Linked DNA regions of Mus musculus: region 1 is linked to region 2. A link is a loop called in an ENCODE intact Hi-C map of the cell type or tissue named here. Cell type or tissue: heart. All regions are shown on one strand.

The links. Hi-C counts contacts between places; a loop is a spot of excess contacts. Peaks named below come from ENCODE experiments on the same cell type or tissue, not always from the same donor. Only the 100,000 strongest peaks of a DNase experiment are listed, where the experiment ranks them.
Region 1: it touches region 2 in a loop (6-fold over the local background); 25 of 42 quality-filtered maps call a loop at or near these places.

What each region holds. Positions count from the first base shown.
Region 1 is chr17:49,528,910-49,531,409 of GRCm38, forward strand. The region is part of intron 1 of Daam2 (dishevelled associated activator of morphogenesis 2); the gene reads right to left. Among named protein-coding and RNA genes, the nearest start is that of Gm52301, 23 kb to the right of the region's middle. In heart, a CTCF peak has its summit at 1,525; no DNase peak of the experiment used is centred here; H3K27ac peaks cover 155 bases.
Region 2 is chr17:49,898,049-49,900,548 of GRCm38, forward strand. All of the region lies in intron 19 of Kif6 (kinesin family member 6), which reads left to right. Among named protein-coding and RNA genes, the nearest start is that of Gm16555, 77 kb to the left of the region's middle. In heart, CTCF peaks have their summits at 953 (motif pointing left) and 1,181; no DNase peak of the experiment used is centred here; H3K4me3 peaks cover 298 bases; H3K27ac peaks cover 306 bases; H3K27me3 peaks cover 1,469 bases.

The sequences.
Region 1 (2,500 bases), 370 kb before region 2:
CCTCAACCATCAACAAAGAGCCTTCCATGGCCCAAAGCCAAGGCCCAGCTACCAAAAGGCTTCAGGCAGGGAGTCCTGGGGGCACGGACTCCCGGGGGCGTGCAGATCATTGGAAGTGACTCTTTCCTCTAGACATTTTGAACCCAGATTGAGCTCAGGAGGATCCCAGTTGCAACCCAACAGAGCTCAGCAGGAGAAGCAGGACTGACTATCAGAATCTCAGAGTGCATAGATCATAGCTGCCTCTCTTAAAGAGACAGTCTTCCTGAAACATTCTGGATGAGCAAGACACAAGGAATAAAGGAAGGAAGGGAAAGGAAGAGGGGTAGGGGAAATTAGGAAAGAGAGGGAGGAAAGGAGGCAGGCAGGGAGGGAGGGAGGGAGGGAAAGGAAGGAAATAAGAAAGAAAGGAAGGACTGGGAAAGAAATGAGAATGAGGGAAAGTAAAGAAAGGGAAGGGAAGGGGGCAAGGGAAAGAAGAAAGGTTGGAAGGAGAGAAAGAGTGAGGGAAGATGAGACAGCGACCTTCAGGGGAAAGTGCTGGGGCAGCACTGGGCCTTACACACACACACACACACACACACACACACACACACACACACACACACAGAGGAGAGGAGCCTGGTCCCTAAGGTGAGAAGCTTATCTGCCCTCCAGACTACAGGATGTGGAGGTGGAAGATCCCTTTGTGAAGGCCAGCTTTAGTGCAGGACTGGACCCACCTAGAGAGCAATGTGATAGCCCAGAGCAAACCCAAGTGGCTCACTATAGGCAGGAAGTAAGGTAGGAACTGACCAGTCCCTCCAGGCACTGTTGCTGTGGTTCCCAGCAGAGTAGATTGCTGTCTCTTGGACAATGAGTGTGTCAAGGTCCAGATTAGACTGGATGGGGGTCAGCCTTTCATTGTCTTAGACGAGTCCAAGGAAGCCTTCCCATGTCCATCCTCAAACATTAGGATTAGCTTAAGCTTCAGAACAGGTGACCGTCAACACAGGGGGCCTGCTTGCCAATGCCCACTGGAAGGAAATGCCCCACCCTCCAGTAGTCAAACCCACCCTGTATGGAAGATGGAACTGGCTTTATTTTGTTTTAGTTTGTCCCCCTTCTTTGTAATAGTCTGCATGACCTACATTTGATAAGGGGGAGTTATTCTCTATAAAGAGAAAAAAAAACCCTAAAAGTTTCACCTCATATCTCCTGTCCGAGTATCTCAAACAACGCAGAGATCAGGCAGAGAAGATGGAGGCAGACAGTATGTGAATTCTAAGTGAAAGAAAAGCCCCTGCTCCATCATAATGTCTAGCTGCCTTCAGTCTCCTCTCCTAAGGGTCTTAAGACAAGTTTTCAGACTTTTTAAAAAAGTGTATCTCTCCCCCCCCCCCCCCCCCGTTTGCATGTGTGTGTGCATGTGCCTGTCTGTTCTTGAGTGCAGTTCCCACAAAGGCCAGAAGAGGGCATCTGATCCCTTGGAATCGGACTTATAGGTGACTGAACCACCCAACAATGCTGCTGTAAACCAAACTTAGGTCCTGTGCAAGAGCAGCACGCATAGCACTGAAGCAGCTCTCTACCACCCCTAGAGGCAGGTTTTAAATAAAATTAAAACAAGCACATTTGCTTTCAGACAAAATAGACATGAAAAGCTTTTATAAAAAGTATCAACTCACTAATTTGAATTTTTAGTTTTCTACATTCTTTAAGCTGTTTGAGACCCTTCATCAACATCTTATCTACACTCCACTCCACCCCACCCCACCCTGCTCCCAGCTTTCCTTTACATCCCACTCAGCAATAAGAGGATCAGAGATTTCAAGCCTGCCAGGGTTACTCAGTCTTCTTCCTTCAAGAACATGGGCAATTTCAAAACCAGGCTGGATAAGCCCTGCCACGATAGAGCCTTCTGCCCACTACAAGGAACCAACTGTTCCCTTCTCCAGTGCCCCAGGCTTTGCCGTGCACTGTGGTCTGAATGTCTGTGGCTTCCTCAAATTCATCTTAGTTCCCAATATGATTTCACTCAGAGACAAGGCCTTGGGAGGTGAGTGGATCTCAAAGGCTGAGCCATCACAGATGGAATTAATGTCCCTCTGAGAGAGATCTCAGAGAGCTACTGTACCATGTAAGGACACAGTATGAAGACAGCTACCAATGAACTGGGAAACCAACCCTCGCCAGATATCAGATTGGCAGCCCCCTGCCAATTGGGCTCCCATGCATGCTTGTTAAGGTCACCGCCTTGGCAATTTATTATAGCAACTTGAACTGATGAAGGCAACATCCAGAGTTTGCTGTTACAACTGACATCACTCTAGATTTTAATTAATTTCATGTCCATACACTCTTCTATGCCAGACATCTATCCAGCACCAGGAATTTGTGGCGTAAGGCAAATATGATGGTAATAATAACAATAAAAATAATTTATAATAATAATAGTAGCAGTCATCGTTATTGTTGTTTGAACATATATATTTTCAGCAGTTACTCTTAAAGTTACTCT
Region 2 (2,500 bases):
CACAGGCATCCTTAAACAAACGTGTGCATACACTCAGACAAACACGCACTCACAAATAAATAAAGAACCAACGAAATAAAAATAAAAGGACTCCGGCGTGGTGGTGCACGCCTTTAATCCCAGCACTCGGGAGGCAGAGGCAGGCAGATTTCTGAGTTCGAGGCCAGCCTGGTCTACAAAGTGAGTTCCAGGACAGCCAGGGCTATACAGAGAAACCCTGTCTCGAAAAACCAAAAAAGAAAAAAAAAAGAAAGAAAGAAAAGAAAAAGAAAAAGAAGGATGTACAAAACAGAGGATATTTGCAAAGTGCACACGTTACAAGAAACTTGTCCCAAAATATACCCAGGACACTTAAATGTGCAATGTTTACTAATGGTAACTAATAGTTAATTAGTAGGGCTGGGCTTGGTGGCGCACACCTTTAACCCCAGCACTTGGGAAACAGAGGCAGGAAGATCTGAACTGTGGTATCCCAGAGTGGGGGGCAGCTCGGGAACTGGGAGTGCTTTCCCTCCACACTTCACAGGGTGCCATCCTCCTGCCTGAGTCGCCTGAGAGGATAGACCAGGCAGCTGAGCTCTACAGGAGCCCCTGGTTGCCGCTCTCTTCCTGGTGGTCACATCCCTCCGCCCTGTTGTCTGGCTCACCTCTCACACTCCACTATTCGGTCCTGGACCTAAGCAATGTGGCACCCTGAACATTCCCTGGCAGCTAAAGAAAGCTAAACTGGGAGTCCATCACGTGAGAGGGCCGTTTGACAGCCAGTGGCTTATTCCCACAGGTCCACTACTGCTTCTAAACTGCCCTTAACCTGCTGTGAAGGTAGCACCTGTGGGAAGAAACCCCTCTTTCCATATTCCAGGCTTTCCCCAGCTTCCTCCTGGTTCCTCTAGAAACCCCAAAACTATGGCAGCCATTCACTCAAGAAGCGTGTGCAGAGTCTGCCACCTTGTGGTCATCTCTGGTCCTGCAGTACCCCACATCAGCCCCAGCAAAGAGGAGCTCCAGTCTCCCGTTCCCCCTCTAGGGTGCCACAGAGACACTTTAGACAGCTAGGGGATGAGCACGGAGGTGTGAGGGGCGGGGGGGCTGGGAGCCACACACTCTGGCTTTCCTTCCTGTCTATCCGATTCACAGTCCTGAGCCTGTGGAGACAGCCCCAGGGTAAAGAGGCCTCATCATCATGTCAGGTGGGAGAGCAGACGGTTGGCATTAGGCAACTAGCCAAACTCATATGTGGGAAAGCAAGCTGTGGGCCTGATCGAGGGCTTGGAGAGATGACAGTGGACTTACTAAGCTATCTCTCACGTGTCTGTCACCCTGGCCCACCTCCCTACCTGAGTGTCGCCCAGCTATAAAATGAAGGTTCTGACATGTCAAGCCCCTTTCACCTCTGACAACACTCTTCAGTGGAGCATCCCAACGTAAGATCAGAGGCTCTCCAAGTCCATATGGCAGAGCATATTGCAGGATAGCCTAGAGAGACCGGGAGCAAACGGCAACCTTCCTGTGCTCCTCCACAAGAGGGATGTGGAGATCCTGCAGCCAGGAGTCGTGGGCAAGGAGCACACTGCAGGCAGCAAGGTACTGGATGTGGATCGTGCATCCACAAGCATGCAGTGGTCATCAGAGACCATGCAGGGGACCCGTACAGTCAAGGGATAAGGTGCCTTCGGTACCAGCAGCCAGGAGCCAGTCAGTGGGTCAGGACGGCTGGGAGCACAATGGAGGCCTCCCAGGTGTGATAGCATAGGGCTCCGCTTTGTAATCCCTCTCCACCTCGGCTCACATCTCTTAAGATGAGGATGATAGCGCCCTCCTCTGACCACAGAAAGGCCTCATGTCTCAGTTTTCCCTTGCTGTGACAAAACAGCTTGACCGAAGAAAGGTTTATCCTGTCCCATGTTTTCAGAGGTTTCACAGACTGAGGTCAGCTGGAGCCAATTGCTCTGAACTGAGGAGAGACAATGTGGGCTTGCCTCAAGGAAGGATTGGGAAGCAGAGACAGACAGACAGACAGACAGACACTAGAAGCCAAAGCCATGCCCTTCCCGCCTCTGCTGGTAACCTACTTCCTCCATCTTGGACCCACTTCCTGATCTCTACCGTCTGTCTATTAATAATGCCATCAAATGGGGAATCCATCAGAGAATGAGGGCAGATCCCTCAGGATCCAGTCTCTTCCCCAAAGCTGACAGCCATGAACATCTCTGAGGGGGATGGACACTTCCTGTCCAGGTCGCAGCAGGGACTAAATTGAAACAAGATTGAAACCTGGAAAAAAGTTAGGGACACAACAGAGGAAAGAAGTCCTCACCCCAGAATCCGTTGGATGTGGCTTACCAGCAGAACGGCAAGGACTCCAGAACAGTTAGCCACCACTTACAGCCTCTCTCCTCCCAGATAAGTCTCCCGATGCCTAGGACTCTCACAGAAACAGGGAAAGGACATGTCCTAAACCCCTTGTGCAGCCCTAGTGGCTCTGCTATCACCTTATCCG